Linked DNA regions of Homo sapiens: region 2 is linked to region 1. Evidence: chromatin loops called from intact Hi-C (ENCODE). Cell type or tissue: A673. All regions are shown on one strand. Links, peaks and the distances in the headings refer to the core of each region. The heading gives the core; the rest is flanking DNA.

The links. Peaks named below come from ENCODE experiments on the same cell type or tissue, not always from the same donor. Only the 100,000 strongest peaks of a DNase experiment are listed, where the experiment ranks them.
Region 2: it touches region 1 in a loop (1.9-fold over the local background); 3 of 110 quality-filtered maps call a loop at or near these places.

The regions. Positions count from the first base shown.
Region 1 is chr12:108,453,789-108,463,081 of GRCh38, forward strand. It overlaps LINC01498 (long intergenic non-protein coding RNA 1498), which reads right to left. Exons shown (of 4, transcript NR_120483.1): 3 at 7,842-7,906; 4 at 5,637-5,796. Among named protein-coding and RNA genes, the nearest start is that of LINC01498, 15 kb to the right of the region's middle. In A673, for the core only: CTCF peaks have their summits at 3,642 (motif pointing left), 4,396 (motif pointing left) and 4,597; a DNase peak (open chromatin) is centred at 3,613; H3K27me3 peaks cover 3,336 bases.
Region 2 is chr12:108,251,425-108,260,717 of GRCh38, forward strand. It overlaps LOC124903078 (a long non-coding RNA gene), which reads left to right and starts at 2,474. Exons shown (of 2, transcript XR_007063585.1): 1 at 2,474-6,523; 2 at 8,228-9,293. In A673, for the core only: no CTCF peak of the experiment used is centred there; no DNase peak of the experiment used is centred there; H3K27me3 peaks cover 4,821 bases.

The sequences.
Region 1 (9,293 bases), core at 533-8,532:
GAGGAGAATTTATAAACAACTTCCATCCATTCTGAGTCTTTTCCTGTAACAAAACAAAACACAAATTAATGGTGTTGCAATGAATTATCCTGTCACATAAAATTTTGTGCTAAATCAACTATCATATCAAATTGTAATATAAGCTAGTAGCAAGAGCCAATGATCTGATGAGAAAAGGATGAAAGAAAAAGCCAAAACTATAAATTCTATTCATTCAGGGTTTTGTTGGGGTATTTTTTCTGTGAATTACAAAGAGACACGTTAATTTCTGAAGAGTGTAAGCAGTAAGCAGAGAAGATATTCCATTCTAGAGACACACTCATGCTTTGAGAAACAGAGTTTATGTTATGTCTCTAGGAGTGGCCAAATGTCTGGCTTTTCAAAATGAACACAAGTAGTTCCTTTTCCCAAGGGGATGAGAGAGTGACCCAGGAAAATATAACCTTGCCTCATCCCCAGCAAAGGTAACAAATGCATGGAAATTTAACACAGATAATTTGCTGCTATTTAGGGCTTTCACATAGCCCCAAATTTTACCTCATTTGTTACTATGCAAGACTGAAAGTTTCAGAAACTCAAATCAAACTGATTTAAGCCTAAAGGGGGATTTACTGGCTGGTATAACTTGAAAGTTCAGGTGCAGCTTGATCCAGGTGCTAAAAAGACAGAATCAAGATTTGGTTCTTCTCTCTTTTTTGTCTCTGTTGGCTTCACTCTCAGGTACGTGTTTCCCCCAGCATAACAAAATAAATGACAGCAGCTCCTGGCTTACATCCCACTAGCTCAGACCCTCAGCAGAAGAAGAATGCCTCTTTATCAGGATATCTCTCACAAGTCCTGGAATTCACTCTGATTGGATGGGCAGGAGTCATGTGCCTTCCCTGAACCTTGTTGTGGCTTGGGATGCAATAAGTCCTCTGACTGGCCAAAGCTAAAATCTTCAGGGGCGTGTGAACCAGAGCAACTCCATCTTAAATAGGACCTGGGTAAAATGAGGCTGAGACCTACTGAGCTGCATTCCCAGATGGTTAAAGCATTCTTAGTCACAGGATGAGATAGGAGGTCGGCACAAGATACAGGTCTTAAAGACATTGCTGATAAACCAGGTTGCAGTAAAGAAGCCAGCTATAACCCTCTGAAACCAAGATGGCGACGAGAGTGACCTCTGGTCGTCCTCACTGCTACACTCCCACTGTGAAAGCCCCAAATGGCAGTTTACAAATGGCATGGCAACCACAGGCAGTTACCCTATATAGTCTAAAAAGGGGAGACAAGAATAATCCACCCCTTGATTAGCATATCATCAAGAAACAACCATAAAAATGGGCAACCAGCAGCCCTCAGGGCTGCTCTGTCTACGGAGCAGCCATTCTTTTATTCCTTTACTTTCCTAATAAACTTGCTTTCACTTTAATCTATGGACTCACTCTGAATTCTTTCTTACGCGAGATCCAAGAACCCTCTCTTGGGGTCTCTATTGGGACCCCTTTCCTATAACAAAATCGCCTACCCAGGGAGCCAGGAATGGGGTTAATCTACACCACATTAAGTCAGAGGTCGGGAAAGCTAGCTCAATACATCAGATAGATGATACCAGCAGAAGGGCCACACACAACTGATGCCCCTGCAGGATCCCCAGCTATCATTTGATTTTCAAAATGACCCCCAATGTGATTATTTGGGTTTTTTACTCTTTTTTCATCTCAAAGTTATACACACACATTGTAATAATTACCTCCATTATATAGACTAAGAAACCGAGGCTCAGAGAACCAAGTAACACCCAAGTTCTCCTAATCAAACAAGGAGGAGCTGGGACCCAAACTCTCCATCTGTGTGACTCCAAAGTGAAGTCTGCCCAGGGTCTTTTCTGTAAATGTCCATTTATAGACCAATGAGTTTTTTTCGGGATTGTTCAAAGTCTTCTACTGTATACACAAACCAAAGATACCAGTGGCATTCCTGTCCCCTCGCTCCCACATCCCAGGGCAAGCAAATTTCAGGAGCCCATTTGCAGCCCCTCTTAAAGAGGAACTGAAGACTGAGTTAGTAAATCTGTGCTGAGCTAATGCATTTTTCTGGTTGACAACTTCACCGCTGCCACCAACCTCAGTGCTTTGCTGATGTCAGGCAAGAAACGCAAAATATATTCTGCCCTGTCATTCTAGTCACCTCTTCCTGTCCAACCCACATCCTAAAAACAGGCTAACAGGATTGCCATAGTCAACTCAGTGTGGTTGAAGGGCATTTCAAGGCTCCATATCCAGAGTGTAGCCTGAGGTCCCCTCTCTAGAGAACGGAGTGATAGAAGATACCAATAGCATTATGCTAGGGTGTCCCCTTCACCTAGAAAATCCACTTCTGGACATTTACCCTAAAAAAAATAATCAGAGATGTGAACAATCATAGACATACAGATATCTTCTGAAATATATGCTCGGAGTGCCCACAACAGATTACCCTGGGCACCTGTTAACAAGGGGCATTAGGCTGTGGTTCACACCTCCAATCCCAGCACTTTGGGAGGCCAAGGCAGACAGATCACCTGAGGTCGGGAGTTCAAGACCAGCCTAGCCAACATGGTGAAACCCCTGTCTCTACTAAAAATACAAAAATTAGCCAGCGTGGTGGCACACACCTGTAATCCCAGCCACTCGGGAGGCTGAGGCAGGAGGATCGCTTGAACGCAGGAAGCGGAGGTTACAATGAGCTGAGATCGCGCCATTGCACTCTAGCCTGGGCAATGGAGTGAGACTCCATCTCAAAAAAAAAAAAAAAAAGTTAGGGGGGCATTAGCTGGGCAAGGGGTGTGGGTGGGACAGGACCTCTGCATTCCACTCAACACCTGCAAAATCAGAATCTCCTAAGCTGTGGCATCCAGCCTCAGTTCAAGTCTGCAGTGAGCGATAATCACACCACTGCACTCCAGCCTGGGCAACAGAGCAAGACATCGTCTCTGAAAAAAAAAAAAAGTAGGGGGGAGGGTGGGATCCCTGCATTCCACTCACACCTGTGAAATCTCCTAAGATGACTCCCAGTGATTCCGGCCTCCCGCTGTGTCCCTGGTATTCACACCCACCTTGTTATAGTCTCCTCCCACCTTGAACAGGCCTGGCCTCTGTAACTAATGCAATGGCATATTGCAGAAATGACAGAGCGCCGTCTGAGGTTAAGTCATAAAAGCCTTGTCTTGCTTTCTCTTGGGTCACTCTTTGTGGGGGAAAGTCAGCCGCCATGTCATGAGGACACTCAAGCAACCCTATAGAGAATTCTGCAGGTCCAGGAGCTGGATTCTGCCAACAGCCAGCACAGATCTTGTGAGAGAGCTGCCTTGGAAATGGATCCTCCCGCCCCAGTTGAGTCTGAACCACATCTTGACTCCTGAGAGACCTCAAGCCAGAAGCAACCAGCTAGGACACTCCCTAATTCCTGACTCTCAAAACCTCTGTGAGACAAATGAATAGTCATTGTTTCAAGCTGCTAGGTTTGGGGGTAATTCGTTATTAAGCAGTAGTTATTACACAGGGTGAGCCCAGGATCTACATGTTTACAGGCTCCTTGGGAAAGTCAGACACACTGAAGCCACTGGAGGCCAAGGATGTCCCTGCAACATTGTTTAGATTCAGAAAGTAACATTGGTGCCCCCTAGGGGATTAGAGAAGCAAATTACAGTCTACCTGCAGGATGGCCAACAATGCACATAGGAGACAGCTAGTACCTACCTTATCTTTTTTCAAAGGCTGCCGAGCATTTATGACATATTGAATACAAAATCAGTTCACATGCACAATGCAAAATATAATCCTATTTTTGTTCCATATAGAGCATTATTATATAATCCCTCATGTCCCAGGCCTTAGCCTGAGATGTGTGTGATTATATAATAGTCTTTTACTCCTTGAAGAAGTTCTTGTCACTCCTAAATTATTAAGGTGCAAGCCCACAGCAGCCTAATGGCTTGGAATTAGCCCCAGCTATTTCTGAGGTTTCCGCAGGAATCCTTTTACCTGAGCTCAGGAATGTGCCCACGGGTCCTTCTGGTGTTGACATCCTGCTGTGCCATTGCTGTGGTCTGCTGGGGCGGCTCCCACCCCCAGCCCAGAAGGCAGGATGGCTCACATTCACCCACATGGGGATACAGGCCCTTACAAATATCCAAGTGAGACCAGGATGTAGTTATTTGTTTCACACATATAATACATAAAAACAATCCCACTGTAAAAACTGGCTTTAAAGGAGGGGAAAATAGAGGCAATTGAGTGTAATAGTTCAAGGTCTGACTCCACCTTTTACTTAAATCAGGCACGTTTGCCTCATGTCTTTACGGTCCCACTGCGCTGAACAATTCTAGGGCCACAATTCCTATTGTATTCCTTGTATAGAGCACCCCCTGGAGTCATGCCTTTATTTCCTCATCTGTAACATGGGGATTATAATCACAACTCATAGGGTCATTATTAGCATTGAGCAAGTAAATTCACGTAAAGCCCCTCAACAGTGCCTGGCCCAGAGTGGGCACTCAACAAATGTCACATCTTAATTACCACCATCATTATTCATATATACTCCACACATATAATTCCACTGCCCTCCCTAGAGGCAGCTCCATTTATTAAGTGGGCACACTTGTAGAATTTTTCTGTGCATTTACATACATAGATTTTGGCACTGATTTTTTTCTTGTATGAATAGGATTGTTCTCTATTCTCAGCCATATGTGTCAGAGAAGCTTCCATGTCTGTGTGCATAGATCGGCCTCACTCTAGTGCAGATATGCCAAGCTTTATCTAACAGTCCCCACTTGTCCAGTACTTTGCTTATTTCCAGTTTTATGCTATTGCACACAAGTTGCAAAGAACATTGCTACATGCTTCTTTGTCCATCACACTAGTATTTCTTTAGATGAGATTCCTAGAAGTGATAATTCTGGGGTAAAGGATATTTGCATTTAAAATGTTGATAGATCCTCAGCCTGTCGGGTGCTACTACAGACAACAGAATAAGAGGAGAGATATAGTACCGTGAAGATTAATTTAAAATTATTGCTAAGAGTGGTTGCTAAGACTCAACATCCAAGCGCTTTACTTGGAACTTCCTGCGTAAACACTCACCCTGCACGGAGGATGTTCTGGGAAAATTGCCACACCTCCAAGTTCCCACCCAGCTCATCTGAACCAAGAGAAGTGGGGAATAAGCCTTCCTGTCTAGTAGACCCACAATACCCCCTGGAGAAACATGGGAACATCTCTCCTCCAAAGGACATCCCACCATCACCCTGTAGTCCAAACAAGACAACCACATAGGCCAGGAGGGCAAGTCCAAGTCTGCTCATTGGATTTGGTACATTACTACTGGAAGGGAGACCAACCTTGGAGACCAGGGTACTCCTTACCAGACGTGGCACTTCTCTCCAGCCTCAGGTGAGAGCAAGAGCAAGCCTGCATATCCCTTCTGCCACCATCTGGTCCTCAATCCTCAACTCCAGCAAGCAAATGCTTGGATGAGAATGCACACCCTGTCTCCCAAGAGCAAACAAGTGCGTTCAGGCCTGGGGCAGCCAAACTCTAAGTTTAGAAACAGATTTTGCTCCAACCCTGCAGGGGCATGTTCTACCAACAAACACAGTTTGCTTTAGGTTCCCTTTAGAATACTTAACTGCTCCATCTGCAGCTTCAGTATTTGAGCTTTCAGGGCATCCCCAAGAACCGTGGATAGTTATTTTGCTTATTTTCTTCTCACCAAGTGCTCACACCCAGAATCAAGGGATGGTCCTGCTCAAAGGTAAACTCCAGTCCCCTTCCCAGAAAACAGAAAATACATGTAACATTTTAAATGAGGGTTTTACAAGCTTTGGGGGAAAAACGTAGAAGCAGATTCTACTCCAGGAACCCTACTAAATATGCATTTATAATTTTGCATTCATTTAACAATATTTACCAAGCATCTGCTACATGCCAGACCTTCTTCAAGGTGCTGAGGACACAAGGGTAGGTAAAGCAAGCCAGGACACTGCAGACAGTCCCCAGCTTATGATGCTTTGATTTTTTCATTTTATGATGGTGAGAAAGCAATAGGCATTCAGTACATTCCTTGATTCACAATGGGGTCACATCCATATTGTAAATTGAGGAGCATCTGTATAGGGATTAGATTCTAGTGTGCATACGCATAGAAAAAAAGGCAAGAGAATATTTTTAAAGTGATAATGGTTATCCCTGAGGATGGCAATAATAGAGATCTTAATTGTTTTTTATGTTTTGCGTTGTTTGAAATTTTTCCAACTGGAAAAAAACTCACAGTATAGATGAATATTTATAGTTATGGGACTATACTCACAAGATATTGCTAAGTGAAAAGAACTGGCTACAGAAGAATATACAAAGTATATTTTTTGTAAATATATATTTACACTGTGTGTGTATCTGTTGCGATGAGTCATCTTGACTAAAGGGATTATGGAGGAATGTGCTGTTCAATTTTCTGTGTCTTTCTGCGTTTTGCAAGTGGTATGAATTGAACACTTATCGCTTTTATAAAAAGGGGGAAAATGGGTCGGGCATGGTGGCTCACACCTGTAATCCCAGCACTCTGGGGGGCCAAACTGGGGAGATCGCTTGAGCCCAGAAGTTCAAGACCAGCCTGGGCAACATGGTGAGACCCTGTCTCTACAAAAAAATACAAAAAAAAAAAAAAATAGCCAGGCATGATGGTGCACATCTGTGGTCCCAGCTACCTGGGAGGCTGAGGTGGGAGGATGACCTGAGCCCGGGAGGTCAAGCCTACAGTAAACCCTGATCATACCACTGCACTCCAGCCTGGGTGACAGAGTGAGACTCTGTCTCCAAAAAAAAAAAAGTCGGGGGAGTGGAGGGTGGGGAATGTCATTTAGCAACAGGAACTTCAACCTATTCCTAAATTATTCTATCCCTAAATTATTCTATCCCTTGGTCTACCAAAATACCTGAAAATTCTCCGTTAGAGTCAGTCATTTGGCTAAACGTTTCCTTCCCAGAGGCTCCTGCTACACTACTTAAGAGGAATAACACACTGGTCTCTGTCACTTGCAAAATGGAAACGTGAACAGGGAATCTGAAAATGAACTGTCACTTTGGAAAGCGAGGAGTCTGCCTGGCTCAGCAAGACACGGACAGACAGGGAAGGGCATGGGGAGTCCCAGTGGCGCATAAGGACTCTCTGCTCTGAAAGTGAGGAGGAGGAGACTGAAGAAAAATCAGATGAGACATGGGATAAGAAGGACCTCCATGCATGCCCCTCTCCCAACACCCAGCACCCACTCTGCAGCCAAGGGGTCAGAGCTGTCGAAGAGTGATGAGCAACCTGTTTACTAAAAAGAAAGAAAAACCTACTTATAAGAGGTTTTTATCTTAGTGAGCCGCTCTGCCTGAGTCTACAGAAATTATCAAGGGTGACATCACTCTCCCCAGTCACAACCCCAGGACTTAACATCCCAGCAACACCCAAAGGACTCACCCACCCACCTCCCTGTCATTGCAGCAGCAGAACTGTCAACCCTAAAAATGAGGATGGTTACGTGAGGAAATATGACTATCACTCCTCTCCAAGCTGTCAGCTAGAATATGAGCCTGGACCTAGACTAGTTGCAGCAGGGACCATGTTTAACAAGGGGCACGGTTGACTGCTGGGACTGCTTTAATATTCAATCCAGACCTCTGATGATGAGTTATTCATTAATGACCAACTGCCTCAAGGCTCCTGTTTTATTGAAAGCTTTACAAACCATCCAAGAAATGAGATATTGAGCTAAACATTTCATTCTTCCTCATTTCATCATTCATCCAACATTTTTTGCAAATACTTACCAGGGGCTAGGGACTGGGGGGTCCAGGTATAAGATTCTTTTGGGCTTGAACATATCTGAGGACACCTTGAATTTTTATAAAAATGTGTATTAGATTTTCTTAATTATGGAAGTAACGCATGCATTGCAATATGCTAAACAACAAAGTAAAGTAAAAAATCAATAATCTCTCCCACTCCATTCTAACTCCAACCCCTTGTAGTTAGCAATGTTAATAGATTGTTGTAGAGTTCCCTTCTCTATGCTTTTTTAAAAAAATGTTCATCTATTTATTTATTTTGAGACTTGATTATGAAACTGGTTAATTTTTGTATTTTTTGTAGAAACGGGGTTTCATCATGGTGCCCAAGCTGATCTCAAACTCCTGGGCTCAAGTGATCTGTCCACCTCAGCCTCCCAAAGTGCTAGGACTACAGGCATGAGCCACTACACCTGGCCCTCTATGTCTTTTTTTACTTACCAAAATATATATATATATATATACGTATATATACATATATATATACATATACATATATATATATAGAGAGAGAGAGAGAGAGAAACTATACACATGATTCTACAACTCATCTTTTTCACTTCATTGTGTATTAAGAATCTCCCTTCAGGGTGACACAGAGATTGAGATTGTCCTTTTTAATAGCTGTGTGATATTCCACAGTATGGCTATAATGTAATTTAATCAACAAGTCTCAGACTGATAGGATGTCTCCTAACATCCTATTTGAGGAGACTCACTAAACATCCTTGGACATCACTGTACTTTCATGGATGTCTAAAGAAAAGACTCCCCAGGTGGGACAGCTGGGTATAGACATCTAACAGTGACAGAGGGTCCCTTTCTGCCCCAGCTCATGGGAAAATTTCCAGTGGTCCTGATCAGTTCCCCACTGGTTAGGGAACAAGATTACCCTTTCTCTCCCTCTCCCTATAAGGTGTCCAAGCCCCTCCCCTTCTCTTCATGGGGTGGAGAGTTGGCAGGATGGTTGGATGGTGGTTTGTTCACAAATGATGGGTCAGAAGCCAGGTGCCCTCCAGGGCAGCTCACTGCTCAGTCCCTGGCCCTTCTCCTCTGTGATCACGATGGAAGCCCTCCCCATTCCCCTCCCACTTCCCAAAGGCCTCCACACCATCCTTCCCTGCTCAGAACGGTCTTCCAAATCAACCTCCTTTTTCCCCAGCCCCAGTCTCATCACTTCTCAGAGACCAGGGATCAGGATTGGGCAGAATGCATCTGCGTGCTTTCATCCTTGGCTCTGTGTCGGCACCATCTGGCACAGGAGAGAAGGGTCCTCAGAACCAAGGTGGGGGAAGAAAGGCAGGGAGAGAGCAGAGGAGGGGAAGGAAGGGGAGGGTAGGAAAGGGGAGGGGAGGGGAGGGGAGGAGAGGAAGGGAAGGGAAAGACAGAGGAAGGGAGGGGAGGGGAAAGGAGGAGAGAGAGGGGAGGGGAATT
Region 2 (9,293 bases), core at 499-8,498, 200 kb before region 1:
TCACAGACTGAGCCCTAATCCTGTGCACATACTGATCCACAACCCCTCATTCCAGCCCCACATTGACTGAATCACATTGGACTGAGTCCCAAACTACTTCTACTGAGCCTTCACCCTAGTCATTGACTACACTCCAACCTGGGTCACAGACTGAGCCCTGACCTGCCCCAGAACTAATGCTGATAGTGTCTCCTGACTGAGCCCTAATCTCTGTCACGGACTGAGCTCTGATTCTGGTCACAGGGGGAGCCCCAGTCCTGGCCCTGCAGAAGTCATGATCTTGGTCACTCCAAGCCCTGAGCCTGGTCCTGCCCCTGATCTCAGATCAAGCCTTGACTTAGGTCACAGGCTGAGCCCTGAACCAATGTGCCAGTTTTCTTTCACTTTTCTAAATATTATCCATGCGACCAAATCCTCCCAACTGGAAGTGCAGGAAGCCATGCAGCTTCTAGCCCCAAGCTCTCACGGGTCCTTCTTAGAACTCTCAGATTATGTGCCTTATGCAACTCCCTGCTTTCCACCTGCCCCCAACCACAGATCACTGTCGGGTGGGAGGGGGTGGCGCGAAAGCCCTTTAGGCCATAGGTGGGGCTGGACAGTTTACCAGCCTCTTCTTCGGCTAATTTCTGCCCTTCCTATCACACTTCATCAGCCATCTGGAATAAGATCTTTGTATTTCAGACCCAGAAAGAACCAAGGTAGCATTCATTCATTCATTCATTCAGCACATATTTACTGAGCATCTACCATGTGCCAGGCAATGCTCTCAATTCTAGGAACTAAAAAAGTAATAAGACAGACACAAATCTATGCTCCAGCAATGTACGTTTTACCAGTACTAAGCAGGTATCTCAAAGTGATCAGAAAGCTTTCACGGAGAAGACTGTGAGTCAAAGAAGGAAAAGGACTCGAGTGGCTCCTGACAAACCCCATGAGGTTGTTACAACAGAGATCATTAACTCCATTTTAGAGGGGGGCATCATTGCTAAGAGGCAGGCAGTGGCTGGCCCAAGCCACACAGAAACTAATAGTGTTACCCACACAACCGGTGGGTTCAATTGTTTGGCGGGTGACTACAACCAAGGAGGATTTAACAGGGGGATTTTATTATTTGTCACGAGTAAGTAGGACACTAGAGATGGTTCCCAAAGCAGTGCTTCCCTGAACAACAGTGAACACAGGGCTCGTATTGAGCTGGTGAGCTGAGCCATTGTATGCAGAGGTGGGGTCAAAGCCGCAAATGTGCAGTCAAGGATCATCCTTCCACATATGTCGCATGCATAGAAAATGGCCAATAAGTTCTTCCCTGGGATTGGGCAGGGTGTGGGGTTAGTATGGTAATGAGGAGAGTTCGCCAAAGTTCATCTCCAACTCAGGCATCTGTGGATCCAACTGGGTTTTGATTTTCCAGGGCTGAGCTTCTTCCTGGAACTTTTTCGAAACAGCAAAAACTCAACGTGCAACAGTCACAAGTGGATACTTGTTCACAGTGCATTCCCCAAAACCCAGAAAGCCTAGGTTGCCATAGCAGAGCTGGGGCCACTGCTGTCTCCTCCAAGGGCCTAAAAGTCCTTTCCACATACAGAGAGTGACAAGGCCCTTGCACCCAAAGAAGAAGGAAAGCTTTGGATCCAAGCATTCCCCGATGTAGGGTCCATGCCTGGCCTGGAAACCAGGGCACCTGGACTCTCCTCCTGCTGCTGCCTGGGGCTCACTGTGGCTCCAGGACTCAGGAGAAAGACCAGGGCTCAGAATCTGCTGATTTGGGGGATTTCTTCTGGATTCTCCTACAACCCCAGAAGAGGCTGCACACACATCCCAGTGGAAAACGTGGGAGTGGGCAGAGGGGGAGGCAAAAAGGATGCTGGGAGCAGATCCTCAGGGACCCAGCCTCCTCCGGAGGCCCAGCACCCTTCCTTCCCCTTTCTCTCCTTCATTGTTTTGTCACCTCATCCCTCCCCCTTTTCTCTCTCTGTTTTTCTTTACCCAGCCTCCTGTTCTCAATTCCCCTCTTTGTGGTCTCTGATTTCCTCCAGCTGCTCATTAAATCTCTTTTCTTTCCTGTCTTTCTGCCCCTCCTTCTCTTCTCTCTTCTCCTCTTCCTTCCCCCCCTTTCTCTCTCTCCCTTTCTCTCTTCCTTGATTTTTGTTTCTGCCTGTGCAAAATCTCTCCATCTCTACCTTTTGATCTCTGAGCTCTCTGCCTCTCTCTACCCCTCCCTTCCCCCACCCCTGTTGTCCTCTCCCATCTCCTCATCCTCTTCCTGAAGAGTGGGGGCGACTCAGCAGGATCCAGACATAGTGAGACAAATGCTACCCAGGCTGGTAACCAAGGAAGTGGTTTCCTTAGCAACAGAATCTGCAGGCACGCGCTCCACTGCCCCAGCCCTTAGCTATTACAGTAAGAGAGAAAGAGAGAGAGAGAGAGAGAGAGAGAGGATGGGGGGGCGGGGGGGGGGGACAAGCCTTAAAACAGTAAAGAAACTGCTATGTGCTCCTCATGAGAGGGGACAGTGCTCAGAGACCAGATCAGTGCCTGGCACTTTGGGGGCACTCAAAAATATGAGAAGTGTGGGGCTTTGGGGTCAGAGAGAGGCACAGAGTGTGGAGAGAGCTGGGGAAGAATCTGCAGGACACGGTGACACACTGGATGTGGGGATGGGGAGATGACAAGACAAAGAGGACCCCAAGGTTCTGGCCTGAGCAGCTCCAGGGAGGGAGCAGAGGAGCCAGGGAGAAAGGGAGAAAAGAGGTTGAGTTGGCATGGCTCCCTGTCCCCGAGAGTTCACCACCTAAGCTGGGGGTGCGGGGAGGGAAGGTATAGGGATGACAGAAATATCTCATTCAATTCTCTCTTATAAATAGGCAACGAGGAACATGGGAGAGGGAACATGTATAGTTTTAAATTGCTGAACTCTGAGCAGTTAAATGATTTGCTCAAGAGACACAAAAGTTGGTGGCAGCACTTGGATTTGAACCTGGGGACGATCCAAGGCCTGTCCAGAGGGTGGAGGGGACAGAAGAGGGCAGAAGATGCAGAGAGAGAGAGAGAGAAAGAGACAGAGGCAGAGAAAGGACAGAGAGAGAGAAAGGACAGGGAGAAAGAAGCAGAGAAAGAGAGATTTACATCATTGATCTTGCATTTCTTCCCACTGGGAAAACAAAAATATGTTCACTTTTAGAGCAATGAGAGGAGACAAAGGCGCCCCACTGTATGATAGCTTTGGTGGTTATAAATAACTGTCCCCAAAGAAAACACCTGTCAAGACACATTCACTTCCAGAGAGACGAATTGTATCCCCAGTCCATGTTGATATTTAAATGACTCAGAGTAGATGTCAGGGGGCGGAGGGCAGAAAGTTGATCAATGTAACACAGAAACCTAGCTCAGCTTTCCCAAAAAGCAATAAAACGGGTAGGTGCGGAGAGCTGTAAATCTGGATGATAATAATATCCGTCCTCGCAAAAGCTACATGTTTGTTTATCATGTTTGCAGGTTTACTATTGCCCCTCGAATTTACAGTCAGCAATCTGCCGGTGAACACAGGGAGGAACACGAGAATGAGAACAAACTGGCAGAGCACTGAGGAGGAAGAAATGATAAAATATTTATCCCCTCACCCCACCCGCTCTGCCCCGGTTGCCTTAAATCCAATTTCAAACAAAGGTGGTGATTTATCCAAGCAGGGCTGGGCAGCTCTATTTCAGGCCTCTGACAGCTAATTGAAATGAGCAGTCATTACGGAATGGAATGTGTTGCAGCAAAATGATTTTTGTGTATTCTGGAGTCATTTGCTGAACAATTATGGAGAAATGAACAGTCAGCCAGGGGTGAGACAGAGGGTATAGCACTTGATGGCGACAAGACTTTTGCGTGTCCTTTCAAAGTGGGAGACAAGAGGGAGGAAGGGAAATTCCTTTCTGAGACATAAGTTAGGTACCTAAACTGTTACCGTAATTACCTGGGCTTCCAGAACTTGGAATGCCTAGTTATTATCCCAGACCTCCTGAATCAGATTTTCTAAAATATGGGGACAGGAAGTCCTTTTGTGTTTCCCAAAGCTTCCCAAGTACAGGCAACCCTGCAATAAGAGATGGTGCACCAGGAGGGTGGGTTACAATGATCCTGTAGACTTGCTGTGAGGCAAAGGTGTGTTTACAATGGACCTCTTGATAACTACTGGCCCCAATGTAGGCACTGCTATGACAACAGAGCACAAAGCATTGTTGATATTATCCGTGCATCCATGGCTCTTCATGCATTTTGATCTATGTATTCCTATAGTTAGCATAGTACCTGGCACATAGTAAGTGCTATGGAGATGTCTATTGATTTTCTGAATAAGTGAATCAAGGAATATTAAAGGATATTGAAATAAAAGCCACAAGCCACTTGCCAGACCAGGCCTGACCTAGTCCTTTAGCTGCCCTGAATATTACCTCTAGTAATATAGAATTGTTTTTTATTGTCCCAACCCCATCTTGGACCCCCAAAGCCAATGGTGTGGTGCAGTCCACCAGCCCAGCCCTCAACAGCCAACATATCTCTTCCCAAACTCACATTCAGTGGCATCCCATGGGTAGTTTAAAATTGGCCATGGTAGGAATATACACCATGGAAATTGGCAAATGCTACAAATCAGGTTTTTCTTTTCATTTCTTCCTTCCTTCCTTTCTTCCTTCCTTCTTTCTCTTCTCTCTTCTCCTTCTCCTTCTCCTCCTTCTGCTTCTCCTTCTTCTTCTTTTTTGGAGGTTTAAACAGTTAAGTATTTACCAGCACACCACTGCCCAAAGCACACAGGCACGTACCATGCTATTTCTTTTCTTTTCCATGTCTTCATTCATACTGTCTCCTCCACTTGAAAGCCTTTATGTGACTGATGCCTTGGCCTCCTTATAACTTCTCTCAGCCTCCTCCTCTTCCAGGCAGCTTCCCCTGACTACAGAGACCAGATTTGATTCCTCCTCTAACCTCCCTAATCACAGCTCTGGACATAGCCATTTAGTTTAGTAATCTAGTGTGTGTGTGTGTGTGTGTGTGTGTGTGTGTGTGTGTGTGTGTCTTACAAGGATATGAGCTTCATTATGATGAAACAAAATCTTCATTTCTGGATTCCCATTGTGCCTCCTGGCACAGACTATATGATGTGCAAATGTTCAGCTGATGAAAGAATGAATACATTAATTATATTTAACACCATCTACCAATCTGTTGGCCTCATAAATCTTTGAGTCAGTGGGTAGAAGGATCTGGCCTGCCCAGAGATTGGCCAAGGAGAAAGGGAAACAAGAAACTACAGTGATGATAGTAGCTAATATTTATTGAATAATAACTCTGTGCTGAGCACTATGATGGGAGCTTCACATATGTAACATCATTGAAGTATCCCTGGGGGGCAGGGATTCTTATTGCCCCTATTTTTCAGTCGGGGAAACCAAGGCTCAAAAAGGTGAAGTTATTTTCCCAAGGTCACACAGCTTGGAAATAATGGACTTTGAACCCAGGGAGTCTAGTTTCAGAGTCCATATATTTAACCACTATACTGCATCCTGGCGGGGGCCATGTGTGTCCAGAGTCAAGAAGACAGGGTGAGTCTTGCAAGGCAGCAGTGAGGGTTCTGGTAGCAAAGTGCTAGCCTTTCTGGGGCTGAGGACCCGTGGGGTGAGGTGAGATGAAGATCAGGCCACCACAAGGGAAGCAGGCTGGGAGCTGGTGGTACAGACGCCTTTGGGTTCTTAGCTGCACAGTTGGTTTATAGGTTCCCATGGCAACTGCCAAGCAATAATCTCTTATTCCACAGCTCAGTGGTTCCCTAGAAATTCTTTCCTCCTCGCTTCCACCACCACAGCCCCCAGCCCATGGAGGCAGGGTGGCAGTTTCTTCTCCAGGAATGACTTACACTGGAGAAGAAACCATAGCCCAAGACCCTTTTGTTACAACAATGGAGGAGGGAAATTTGAGAGGAGGCAGAAAAAAAAGAGAAAAGGGACTTAAAATCTCAAAAGTCATATCATCCAACTGGGAAGGGGCTGGGAGAGGAAGAGGAATTCTCAGACCCCCTTAAAAATCTAATGAAAACCATGAGTTGTTTCTCCAGAAAAATGAGTGCAAGCACATATACACATGCACGCACGCAAAGTTTTATGTATAGTTTTAAGGAACATTTGGACCCCTTGGGACCGAAATTAGGAAATTAAAAATCAACGAATCCAGTGGTTTCCAAATTAGGGCAGTGGAACCCTATCTTTAATCAAAACCAAGTGCAAAATCCTAATCTCTAATGGTGGTTCTCAAGCAGAAATGATTTTTCACCCCAGGGGATATTCAGCAATGTCTGGAGAAATTTTTGGTTTTCATAACCAGGGGAAGGGGGAGTTGCTGACGTCATCTAATGGGTAGAGGGCAATGATGCTGCTCAATGTACTCCAATGCACAGAACAACCCACCACAATGAAGTGTGATCTGACACAAAATGTCAACAGTGTCGACTTTGACAAGCGCTGGTGTAATATAATAAATAAAGGTGAGGAGTGGGGGATGGAACACCTCCAGTGTCAGACAAACCTGATTTACATTTAGACTCAGCTGTGTGACCTAGGACCAACTGTCAAATGTCAGAGAGCCTTAGTTCTGTCATCTCTAAAATGGAGGTCATCATGGAGTTTAACTTATGGGAGTGTTGTGTTAGTCACCGTGCTATATACACAGGGGAAAAAAAAAGGCGACAGTATTATTATCTTTATTATCATCGCTATTATTGTTAGTGTTGTCATGGAAGATTTTACAAATTAGGAAATCAGCTTGTAATAGCTCAGAGAAGTGTCTGCCATTGGCTAACTTGAGGGGTCAAGGACATGATTAAGCCATGAAGTGCTTTGTCAGCTGAAAACCTGGCACAACAGTGTGGTCATGAGGCTTTTTTCCTCTGTGTAGTTTATAAACTAGCCCTACAGGGTATGAACTTCTCTCAGTAATGTCAAGTGGGGAAACCTGTCATAGGGACTACCTTGAAGAAGCCAGAAAAACCCATGTGGACATGTCCAGTGTGGTGGATTCGTGCAAAACCTCACCTTATAATTGTACAGATATATTTCCCACTTTCACCTATTCAAACTTCAATATTCATCCATGGAAAAAATCTTGATTCAAGAAATCTAAGTATGTTGCCTGTCTTTGCTTGGGGTCCTTTGAAAGCAGAGCCTGTGGCAAGGATTTGTGTATAGGTTGTTTAATTGAGAGATGGCCCTAGGGAGCAGGAGAAGTGAGACAAGAAAGACAAAGACCAATGTGTACTGCATTATCAAGTCATGACTTTGGGTCGTGAGGGTGTGATTCCACTAGGATCTCCTAAGAAGTATATAGAGTGCCTCCCAGGATCAACTGCCAGAAGGAGTTGGGAGTATATGTTCATCAACTCTCCACTTTTACTAGTTGAGGGTTGTCCCTGGGGCTAATAACTCCCCTTGCATGAGCCCAAGCAAGATACAACCAAAGTTCATGACACTAGAGAAGCCAAGGGCCAAAAGTAGGGTGTGTGGCATTTGCTTGAGGTGAGAAACAAAAGAGGGAGTGAATGGGAAGCCTTGCAAAATTGATCTATGCCAGCCACAACTGAAATTGGAAGTGGGCTGACAGGTGCAATTTAGAGCACCAGGTGAAATATTACAGCACATAGTACTATGGACACAAAGTTTCTGAGGTTCTTGCTGGGTTTAAGTCTCACCTCCACCAAATATGAAACTCCCTGAGTCTCAATTTTCTCTTCTGTAAAGTAGAAGTAATGGTACCTATCTCACAGAGCTATTGGGAGAATGGAATAAGCTTGTGTTTATGAAGCACCTGAAATACAGTAGGTGGTCAGTAAGCAAGAGCTACCACCCTTATGCCTGAGGAGCAGGCCTGGTCTCAAAGCAGTTTTTATTGGGTATGGAATCTACTCCACTTTCATTAACCTGTTTGACATGATTTATGTCAGACACAGAGTAAATTCCCAGAAATGAAATTTGGTGACTCTGGGGAACCCTGAGGCCAAAGGTCAAAGGAAGGACAGATTGGCAAGAGATAAAGGGAGAAACAAATCACCGGTAGGCTCTCTGGTGTATCTTCCACTAGAAGACCACATCAGAGTCATCCCCAAGTCCTTATTAGTAGCTAATATCCAGAGTAGGTTTCACCTGACATTGTCTCGATAGAACAGAAATAACTTTTTCTTACTTTCCAACTAAAGAAACTACCAGACCATCAGTAGAGGATCTCAAATTCACATGGCAAGAGGAGACAGATGTGTACCACAAGTGAGTTAAGTGTGAAGTAATTTCACATACTGAACACAAAAGAATACTTCTCATTTCCACAAAGAAATATATTCTACCCCTGTAATTTTCATGAAACATGGGGTTCTCATAGCCTTTTTTCAATTCTCACTTTTGATAAAGACATATAGAGAAATGTACTTCTCTACTACAAGAAAAATATGCCGGCACAGTACTAAATGGCAGCTAACTCTATATCAAAGAACCAATAGGGAGTGGTGGGAACAGGATATCATCTGTTTCAGTGACATCACAGAAAAGTATAGAGTAGGGAATTAAAAGAATTAGTCTCTCCACTAAAACAACCATAAGGTGGTAAAGACTGAAAGAATAAACGTTTTGGAACTTGGGAATTTAATCCAAAACTTACAACAACCAAGGGAACGCTTAATGAAGAAAAGAGAAGCTGAATTTCACTATTTAAGGAAATCTTTGTTGGGTCACTGTCTAACCACTGAGATGGTGGAACAGAGACTTCACTGACCACACATGACAAGGAATACAGACTTTGCGAAAATAATTTGGAAAAGTTACTAAACAAATGAACAGTTGCAGCCTCCAACAATCAACAACAGTAAATCCTGGGAGCAGGGAAAACATGATATCCAGAGTTACCACTATATAATACTCAACACAACCAGCTTTCACAAGGCATGCAAAAGAATGGGAAAGTATGACTTAGTCAAAGGGAAAAATAAATAAATTAACAGAAATCATCCCTGAGAAAGCCCAGACGTTGGAGTAACTTGACAATAACCTTAAATAAATGGTTCCAAATATATCTGAGCAATTAAAGGAAACCATGAACAAATAACTAAAGTAAATCAGGAAAATGATGTATGAATAAAATGAGAATATCAGAAACAATATTGAAACTATAAAAAGAAACCAAATAGAAATTCTAGACCTGTAAGGTAAAATAACTGAAATCAAAACTCACTAAAGGGGTTCAGTAGCTGATTTGAGCAGGCAGAAACAAAG